2 separate regions of the Homo sapiens genome follow, and region 1 is linked to region 2. Evidence: chromatin loops called from intact Hi-C (ENCODE). Cell type or tissue: Caco-2. All regions are shown on one strand. Links, peaks and the distances in the headings refer to the core of each region. The heading gives the core; the rest is flanking DNA.

Region 1 (5,392 bases), core at 253-5,252, 140 kb before region 2:
GCTTGTTTTTAGGAGAAAAGCTAACAGAGTTTAGAAATCAACCAAAGTGCAATTTTTTTTAAACCCTTAATTACCACAAACTGGTATTTCTTATTGTTTTCTGTGATTCTTTTCTCTGGAGATTGTCCCGGCAGCTTTGACAGAGCAGTTGCAGCCCACCCTCCTTCCTTCCTTCTGCAAGAGTGGGAAGGAACGCTGGAGTCACAGGAATAGCAAACCCCGAGGCTGTTCTCCAGTGAGATGCTCTCAGGCACAACTGTAAGTGCTACTGGAAAGACACAAACACTTCTGCAAATGTTAATTGTGCATAAGAATACTGGACACTTTGAGGAAAAGAATTCTGCTTTCAAGCAGTGATGTTTAATTATATTTTTCACATTTTCCCCACAGGATTTAATTTCTGGAGGAAGGCTTCCCTCTTTCTGGTGATATGTCTTGATGTTACCAAACCATTTCCTATATTTAATCTTGTGGGGCTTTCTGCATTTTCATTTATGCATTTCCCATTTTGTACCCAGTGCACTTCCCCATCTTTGATGCTTAGCGAAAGATAGCTTGTGCATCTTTTTGCAAACATATCCATTTGTCTCTCTCTGAATGGGGAAGAATCTGCCTTTTCGGCAATGGAGAAGGGGAAAACCAAGTCAATGAACTTCAAATTCGCAGTGTTTGGAGAGGTAATCCTTAGGAAAAAACCTCATTATTTCATTTTCAAATACAAGAGTATATTTCAAATGAGGACAGTCAAAGAAAGGATGTTTTGCATTTAGTCAATTTTGCAAGAGTCACACAGGAGACAGCTTTCTAGAAAGGCATGGGGTAACCTTGGGAGATGTGCCACAGCCTAGTGCCCAGAGTTCCCGGATGGTAAGTGCACGCATGTGCTATTTGCAGGTAACAAGGATGAACTCACATCCTTCAACCCCTTCAGTTCAGTCAACTGCCTTTTTGCTCCTTCTACCATTTTAAAGTTTAACAGGGTTCTACTGGATCCCAAATTATCATTCTCAAGGTAACACCCTGGTCAACATTAACATCACCCCTCTAACTCAAAGGTACCACTACGGGATCAATTTGAAACAGGATGCTTCAGAAATTTGTAATAATGGGCAACTTTTGTCAATTTGGAAATAATTCCCTATGTGCAAAGTTCAAAATTGTGTACCACAGAATCATTTCCTATCTAATGAACTGTCATCAGTAAAAGCAGTCTCAACAGAAAAAAAACCAAAAACCAAAAAACAAACAAACAAAAAAAAAACCAAGAAAGTCAATAGCCAGGTCTTCTTGCATGTGAAAAAGGAGGAATACACAAGGTTTAATTTGCGAGAATGAGTCTCTGTAGATTAATGGTCTTTAATTAGTTTTCCCAAAACCTAAATCACCTGTCATGATAAGCTAAGTAAAACTAAAGCAGTTAATTTTGCCATCTCACTGTCCTTGTCCCTTCCAGCCCCTAGTTAATTTTGCCATGGATTTATTTTGCCTAACTTTTCTACTCCCCTTCTTTTATTTAACATGAAAAAAGAAAGACCTTTCTGATAAAGTCGGATCTGAATCACTCCTATAGGTGTGTGTCAGATTATGGAAGGAGAAGGGTCTCCTGCGGCAGAGACGTTCAACTGTCAACTGATGACACCTCAAGGCAACATTTTAATCAAGGCAACATTTTAGGCATTTATAAACGTCAGTGTACTTGAAAACCTAATGCTACTGTTTGAAGCATGTCAGGCCTGAAGCGCTATGCACATTCTCTTTGAGGGGACAAGGCAAGCCTGTGGCAGGCTCAGAGTATCAGTAAGGAGCCACATCCCCTTAGCACGTGGCTCTGCATCCCTGACTGCGCACCTGAGGAAATGGGGTCTTGTGGTTTTGTGCTGCAGGAGATGTGTCCAGAAAAAAAAAAATCTTGTCTTTAAAAGTTGAATACAGAACACCAACGTGACCCTGCACCACAGCTGCTCCCCAAGGGTGCCTCCACCTCTGAGTCTATGGCATGTTCTAGCCGTGAAAGCTTTTGGCTGCTTCTGCTCAGACTTGGACACATATGCTGTCTACAGCTCTGAGTAGATCAGGGACCAAATTGGGCAGAACTAGCTCTTTCTGCATAGAATTGTAAATAGAATCGGCCCTGGGGTGGGATACCCTGTTTGTGTATCTTCAAATCATCCCCCATTATGAGCCACAGAATCTTCTAGATGTCAGTCATTGGGGAAGCCAGCATGACTTGGTTACTCCCTATTCATATGCCAAAATTAATCACGAGGTTAAATGTGAATCTTTCTAATTCAGCAATAGCAAGGTCTGAGTGGGAACTGGGCGGAAGGTTACAATACCAGTGATATCAACAAATTTGGTGCACATATTTATCATGCAAGCAAGACCTAGGAGTGAATGTCAAAACTACTTAAATAAAAAATTGTTTAAGTTCCTTAGATTTGTCCAACCGACTGCAAAAGTATTTATGTTCATGACACTTCAATTTGAATTGCCTAAAGTGGTCAGCTTGGCGTTACTTTGTTATTTGATGACTTGGAAGTAATAAAATATCCATTTGCTAATTTTCTTTCACTCTTTTAAATTAGTCCAAATCAATGGAGTTTCCATTTGTTATCCTAATTCTGTCATCTGTCTTATCTTCACTCCAGAAAGGAATTCTGTTGTTTAGATGTGACTTTTCATTTGCTTTTCAACTTTCCCTCATGTTTTATTCAGAATCAGCTGCCTTTAAATCAGATTGGAAGTATGTACTTCACGTACACATATGAGGGACTGTAATGAGTCCGAATGACATGGTTTATTCCTCTGCTGTAACCATGAGCTGGAATGAAACTCAAGAGACCATCCAGTACCACAGCTTCATTTTCAGATGGACAGACTGAGGCCTAGAGAGGCAAAACGACTCCCATGTTATGACCGGCCTTGGCCAGAGCTTGCTAGTAGTACTCAAACTCCAAACTCAACTATAATTACTTAAGGTGAGGATTAGAATAGAAGGATCTTCTGATTTCAGCACTTCTTACAAACACATGTCTATTTATTCTTGCCAAACCTTCTGTGTGATTTTAACAAAATGCTTACCAGGAGCCTAGTCTCCAATACCGGCCTCAAAGGCCAAGAGATAGATTATCTGGTCAGTTTGAAGAGAAACCACTTAGTTTACTCAGCAAATGAGGGACCATCTTTAGGGCTTAAGACTCCTCTTAAATAAATGACCTATGGTTAATTATTATCTACCCAGCTCTTATCCCTTAATCTCTAGTTTGAAATTCTCTGGTAGTAATTGCTCCTAAACCTATTCCTGTAATCACAACTGCAGACAAAAGCAGGTCCTTCTGCAGCAAAAATGTCCTCATTTTTTTTCACACTATACTATGATATTTAATTAGTGCAATACTAGTTTTCCTCCTTATAGGGATAATTGCACGTTTATGCATATTTTTCAGGTTGGAGAACTTTGTTGTGAAGGCATTCTCTAGAAGATGGAATGCAAACATGTTCTGTTAACCATTCATTTACGACTTCAATCATTACTATCACTGCATCTTCTGCAACACAAATGCTGAGTTATACATTATGCATATTTCCAAGAACATTAGATCAATGTTTAAACAGACTAGTATGAATGATCATGTTACAGACTTAAAATAAGCTGAGCTACAGGGTAGATGCCATAACTTCATTTAATATTGATAGCAGCTCAATTTAAATTTTGAAAAAGCAAATACATTTAATAAAATTGGTGTGAATTATTACATATTTTGATGGAACTACTGTACAGAATGTATACATATATAAATCTATAGATAGAATTATATACATTTGAGTATATACCACATACATATTTTTTCCACTCACATTTTTCTCTTTAGTAAAACAAAGCAGTTTTACTGTACACAGAAGTGCAATGCTACATTAAGTCCTGAGTAATTTAAGGTATCATTAATAAACTGCTATAAATTCTAGTTTTCCAGCCAAAGATCCAATAGATTCTGTAACAAAAAATGTGAATAATACTTAAAAATATGCATTTAGCTTTGCGTTCATTTTGTGCTTAGCAGAAAAAGCTCAAGAATGCACAGTAGCCATTTAGATTTGGGAGAATGTTCTTGAATATTCAAGGTTAAATAAATATCCTAATTGTAGGGATTTATAGAAGTTTTAAGTAATGTTGTCTACATCCAATTTGTCAAGCATGGAAGACTACAGTCATGATTGGATCAAAAAATCCCTTTTGCAGAATATGAAATTCTGTGTAAACATCAGTGTTTGGGTTTTATATAAAAGTTCTGATTCAAATGAGGGAAAAAAAGAAAAAAATACAATGAAATAATTTAAAATGCTTTTCTTGGAATATAGCCAGCCACATGGAAGAAATATAAAAAATACGAGTATATTTTGGTGAAAGAGGAAACCAGATGAAAGTCATTTAAGGGTGGTCTGGTAAGCCACCCACTTTGGGAGGTCCCAGGCTGGCTGGGCTCAGGGAACCCACGATGGCCCAACCACATCTATCTTGCCACAGGGGACGAACTTTGCTGCGCAGTGAGAAGGAAGCACTGTGGGAAAAGGCCACGTTCAACCGCAATGGAACGGTAACGGCTGCCTGTCAGGGCCACATCAGCAGGCAGAGCATCCCATCCCCAAACTCAGGCACTAGGTATGGAAACGTGAGGTGGCCCGGGCCCGCTGCTGCATGTCTGTCTTCAGCAGGAGGAGGCAGACCCGGATCCTCGCATGGGGGAGCTGCCCTGCATCGGAGCCCGCTTCGACGAGAAGGCACTGCTGTGGTGGTTCCTCCATCACCCCTGGCTCTACCCCGTCCCGTGGCTGCTGTAGTCAAAGACTCCTTTCTTGAAGAATGGTGAAAACTCACAAATGGTATGTTTCGAGAGAGTCAGTCCCACTTTGTTGATGTGGAGGGGAGATGTTGCGGACTGGAGCATCACGCTGAAAAAGTCCCTGAGGTATTTCTGTGGAAGAGACAAGAGTTAAGAACATGGTCAATTGGGAGGTCAAGGCGGGTGGGATCGCTTGAGCTCAGGAGTTTGAGACCAGTCCAGGCAACATGGAGAAACCTCATCTCTACAAAAAATAAAGAAATTAGCTGGACAGGGTGGTGCACTGAGGCAGGAGGATCACTTGAGCCCAGGAGGTAGAGGCTGCAGTGAGCTGTGATGGTGCCACTGCACTCCTGCCTGGGTGATAAAGCAAGACCCTGTCTCAATCAATCAATCAATCAATCAATCAATCAATCAATCAGAATACGGTCAAGGTACTGTTGGATGGTGTCAAGAAGAGAAAAAATTTCCAGAAACAACTTCCCACCCACCTGGAAAGTGCTATCATTGTCATTAAAACCAGCACGTGAGGAATGCCCTCCACTGTCCCA
Region 2 (5,392 bases), core at 227-5,226:
GAATATATGTACAAGTTTAGCACCATTCCTGGCTCGTAGAAATGTTAGCTGTAGCCTTTATTATTTTCTTCAGTCTAAGGACCAGCCACGATGTCCCTGAACAGATTTCTTTCTTTCTTTCTCTGGTCCTTAGCTCCTTCCCCATCAGCACTTAAACGTCCTGCCCTTTAGACGTCCCCTTCCAACCAAACCAAAGTCTTTCCCAGTTGTCCTAAACCCACCCCTGCTCTCGCTTCCCACCTCAATGAAAAATCTGTTTACTGTGGCTGATTTTGGATTAATGTGATTCCAATGTTGGGTTAATTCCTAACAGATGCTGATTAGAGGAAGTCACTCTCCACCTAATGCAAAATGATGCCCAGTTCCTTGGTGGGAAGGGTGGAAGGCTGAAGAGAAGGATCTAGGAGGAGCAGTTTCTCCCTGTCTGCTCTAGAATTTACTTGCTTGCTCTCTTACTTCATCAGCCAATCATCTGCTGGGAAACAATCTCCCTAGAATCAATCCAGATCACAGAACTACTTTTCCACGGTTCTGCACCCCAGAAAGTCAAAAGATTGGAACCAGAGTGACCACCACCCACTCATCCTCACATACGATCAGTGGTTCCCTCCTAGAGACGCCGTGTCCCTCACCTTCCTCTTCTCCCTGAGCTTGGCGGCTTCCTTTGGATGGTTAAAGCGAAACATATTGGTTCTTCCCAAGAGAATCACAGCACCTGAAAACACACAAAAACAGTAATGAATTTACAGTAAGCAGTCTGGTCAGTTGCCAATACCATAACATGGAATTCTACTGTTGAAATGTAATTTCCAGTGTATTATAAAATAATAAGGGAAAGCTTTAGTCTCAAAAGTCTGCTTACTTAAGACAATTTCAAATCTGGAAATACCTTTATTTTTACAGCTGAGTGTCACAACACACATTATATCCTCATATCCATAATATCCAGCAGAAGTGATGAATCTAAGCATTACAACATATTATGAGATTTAAAACTTAACAGACATATAATTAGACTTTTGATTGTCTGGAAGAAAAAAGGAAACCAGTTCTCCAAAGAGATATAATATCAAGCAAAGCATATGGTCACAACTTTAGGAATGTTTATTGATACTGGTAAAAGTAGAAATCTCAAAAGAAAAGTGCTTTCAAAAGAAAACGTATGGAATTGGCATAATATAGGTAACTATTACTAAAATCTCCCTCAGAATTTGACGGGAGAGAACTTGTGTACATTTATGGTCTATTTCCAAATAAAAACACTGCTTCTTCTCAAAACCCTATTAAAATTCCACATTAGACCCATAAGAAAGGGTCCTTTTGACTGATGACAGTCTTCCTTATTCAGAAAACAACTGCACAAGGGGCAAAATAATTCAAGGGAAATGCCCAAGGAAAACAAAAGCATGGGAAGAGGCAAATTTCAGCTTGATGAAGCAAACAAACCCATTTTAGGGTCACAGCTGTCTAAAGCGGGCACAGGTGCCTGCAGGGCTGTGAGCTCCTTGTCACCAGAGGCATGTAAGAGAAAAGATGTTGCAGAAGAGGTTCACTGTGTCTTCTGAAGTCCCATCCATGTATGAGAGGCCACGTGTATGGTCCCATCCACGTATGAGAGTCTACAATGCCTCAGGGCATCAATGAAGATAAGACACATGCACTGACAGTCAACCATGAAGAATGACAGGTGAGTGCTTAAGTGTCTAGCACACTTAGCTGAGTGTGTGATTAAGTGACGAGTGGAGCCTGGAGTAGCTGGGGACAGGCTTCTGCACCAAGGACCTAAGTTGGGTCTCACCGGATAACCAGAGGGCAAGAGGAAGTGTTCCATGTTGGGTAATTGCAGAGAGAGTCTAAGCTATAGAAAGGAGAATGGCCTGCTATGCTCAGGACAGAGGAGAGAATCATGTCCATCCAAAGTTCAGGATGTTTGAAACAGCATCAAGAATCAATACTGGATAGATGAAATAGCCTGTGAAGACCGGAGAACAAGTATGAGAGTTTAGACCAGAGGTCACAAACTGGTGGCCAGAGGAAAAACTCCAGTCTATAGATGTATTTTTTTGTGTTCCCTGTCATGTTTCAAAAACAAAATCTTTAGTTGGCAAGAGTTCAAAGTCTGGAGAGTTCACATAAAAGTCTGGGTACTTTTCTAGCATTCCTTCAAAATTCCTAAGATATGCTATCAGTAGATCTTTGTTTGCACTTAGCAAAAATCCCTGGGCTGCTGAGAGTTGCCTCCTTTGCACAGGTGACCTCTGGTTGACCACAGTCACTAGCCTCTTGCTTGGGTAATATCTTCACCTGGGCCCTGCAGGAAATATCATAATACCAGATATCTATTCTGGAGCTCAGGCCAGCATATCCACCTGCCTATTTGATGTATTGTTTTGGACAACTCAAGGGAGTTTCAAATTCAATATGATTAAAACCTAACAGGTTTAAATAACAACGACAGGGAGCAACTGATATGGGTTGGTTTTAGTGGTTGTCATTATTTAGCAGAAACAAAGTCACTATGAAAAGGAGGATAAGACAGTTTAGGAGCCCTAGTGGGGCAGCAGCAGATATTATCCACTCTACAATTTGCTTATCCCTGTCATGCAGAATTGCATTTGTATTTTTTCCAATTATGGCAAGACCATTACCATGATAAAAAAGGTGTTTCCCATGCCTTTTACGACTAGGACTACATAGTAAGCCAAAAGCTAAGCAGCCACGTCTAGGATGTATGTATATTTAATGCTGTTAAAGTTACATTAGAGATTAATAAAGCAATCACATTCCAGGTGTTAATTACATCTCCAATTCTTCTTTTTTTCTGTTAATCAAATGCCCAGTCATGCAAGTTGAAAATTGCTAAAATATGTTAATGGAAAAATAGAATGGTATTTCAGAGACATATTTCAAATTGTATTAAATCATTGAAAATAATCTTGCCACCCATGTTATCTGCATGAAATACACACAAAAAGCCCTGTAAGGAGTTATAAAAGAAAGCAAAACTATCATGACAATTCAGTGCTTCCATCTAGATAATGTTTGAGTCAACTGTCTGGCATGTTAAAAGGGGTCCATTAAGGCTGGTTTCCTTCCCTTTCTTCTTCTAAGCACCTGTACTCAACAAATCTCGTGAATTTAAAAATTTGCTTCATTTTTACATGATGCCACTGTTCATTCAGCAAATATTTAATGAACACTTACTGTATGCCAGTCACTGTGATAAACATGGGGGATACAGAGTTGAGCAATTCAGACATACGCTTTGCCTTTATGGAGCTTTAAAAAATGTCAGAGAGAGAGATAAATAATCAAATAATGAAATGATTCCACAAATAAATGCAAAGCTGCAGCTGAAGGAGAAGAACTGTGTCCTGGGCTCAAAGAGCAACAATGATAAGGGTTTATTATAGGGGAAACTAGAGAAGGATATCTTCAAGGGAGGTGGTGTCTAAAACAAGCTCTGAGAACAAGTTGGGAGAGTGTCTTGCATAAAAGCAATAATGATCATGATGATGATTGATGATAATAATGAGGAGGAAGATGCCACCAAGAATGAGTGACTGGAAGACAACCATGTGGCTATGGCAAAGGGAACAAGAGTGAGCACTGCACCAACATAAGGCTTGAGAAGGAGGGAGAAAGTGAATCAACTCAAATGTTTCAGGATGTAAAGGATCTTGTGTTTTATCTAGTTGTAAGAGGAAGACACTGAAGGGCTCTGTGCAGCAGCATAACATGATTAGATTTCAGTTTCACCAAAGATCATTCTTGCAATGGTGACTGAAGAAAGGCCAAACAGGGCAAGAGTGAATATGGCTAAGCAAGCCAGGTGGCTACTACAGTGGTCCAGGTAAGTGATGATGGCTCTGGACTGGGGGAAAGGGTTACCAAAGCAGAGAAGTAAAACAAAACTGGAAGATATGTAGGAGATAAAATCAATATGATTTGATGATGGGCTAGACACAAAGAGGAGACGGGGGTGAGGAAGATGGCTTCTGGGTTCTGGAATGCATCACTAGTTGAATGGGGAGTCTTCTGCACAGACTGAGAACACTGGAAAAGGACCAAGATGGGGTGGGGAAAAATCATGAGTTTGGTTTTGGACATAATGAATTAGAGATGCATTTGGCAAATGAAAATATGGGTTTGAAGCTCTTGAATAAAAGTCTGGGATGTCGATCTACCTTCCTACCCACTTACCTACATATATATATATATATATATACATATATATATATATATATATATGTAGGTACATATATATATGTAGGTACATATATATATGTAGGTACATATATATATGTTGGTACATATATATATATGTAGGTACATATATATATATGTAGGTACATATATATATATGTAGGTACATATATATATGTAGGTACATATATATATGTAGGTACATATACATATATGTAGGTACATATATATATGTAGGTACATATACATATATGTAGGTACATATACATGTAGGTACATATACATATATGTAGGTACATATATATATGTCGGTGTACATATATATATATGTAGGTACGTACCTACATATATATGTGTGTGTGTGTGTGTGTGTATATGTGTGTGTGTATGTGTGTGTATATATATATAGAGAGAGAGACATATACATACACACACATATACAGGTTGACTATCCCTTAGCCAAAATGCTTGGGACAAAAAGGGTTTTGGAGTTCTGATTATTTTTTGGATTTCAGAATACTGGAATATATATAATGAGATATCTTGGAAATGGGACCCAAGTCTAAACATGAAATTTATTTATGCTTCATATACACTTATAGAGAGTCCTGAAAGTAACTTTATACAATATTTTAAATAATTTTGTGAATGAAACAAAGTTAGTGTACAGGGAACAATCAGAAAGCAAAGGTGCCACTATCTGAGCCACCCATGTGGACAATCTGCAGTTGCTTAGCATCACCATCATTCCTGATTCTGAATTATATGCTGCTGATAAGCAATCACCTGGTGATCCATGTCTTTTTGTTAGCATAATGAACAAGTAGGAAATTCACTCCTTGAACTGAAAACAGGGAGGATGCAAGCTTTTGCTTATCACAGCAATTTTACATTTACGCATGCCTGCTGCATTAGCACATCTCAGCACAGTTATTCTGTCCTTGGCACCCTTAGTTCCTGTAGGGGCTGCCTCATTGTCTGCAGTCAGTGTCTTTCTAGAGCAATAATGCCAAAACGGTGATGTTTCATCAGCATTACAGACTTGGTTCTGGTGTCAGATTTTCATCACCGATGACCTTGACATACTCGTCAATAAATTTCTCTGCTGCTTCATAGTAAGCAGATACTTTATCACCACAAATCTTTAAAATGTAATGCTGTGTCTGTTCCTAAATGTCTGCAACCA

What was found. Peaks named below come from ENCODE experiments on the same cell type or tissue, not always from the same donor. Only the 100,000 strongest peaks of a DNase experiment are listed, where the experiment ranks them.
Region 1: a loop joins it to region 2, with 5 times the contacts of the local background. A loop is called at or near these places in 2 of 110 quality-filtered maps.

What each region holds. Positions count from the first base shown.
Region 1 is chr20:16,268,439-16,273,830 of GRCh38, forward strand. It overlaps KIF16B (kinesin family member 16B), which reads right to left. Exons shown (of 26, transcript NM_024704.5): 26 at 3,666-4,973. The coding sequence ends at 4,815. Among named protein-coding and RNA genes, the nearest start is that of KIF16B, 300 kb to the right of the region's middle. In Caco-2, for the core only: no CTCF peak of the experiment used is centred there; no DNase peak of the experiment used is centred there.
Region 2 is chr20:16,405,742-16,411,133 of GRCh38, forward strand. KIF16B (kinesin family member 16B) reads right to left here. Exons shown (of 26, transcript NM_024704.5): 16 at 633-715. Among named protein-coding and RNA genes, the nearest start is that of KIF16B, 170 kb to the right of the region's middle. In Caco-2, for the core only: no CTCF peak of the experiment used is centred there; DNase peaks (open chromatin) are centred at 1,680 and 2,260.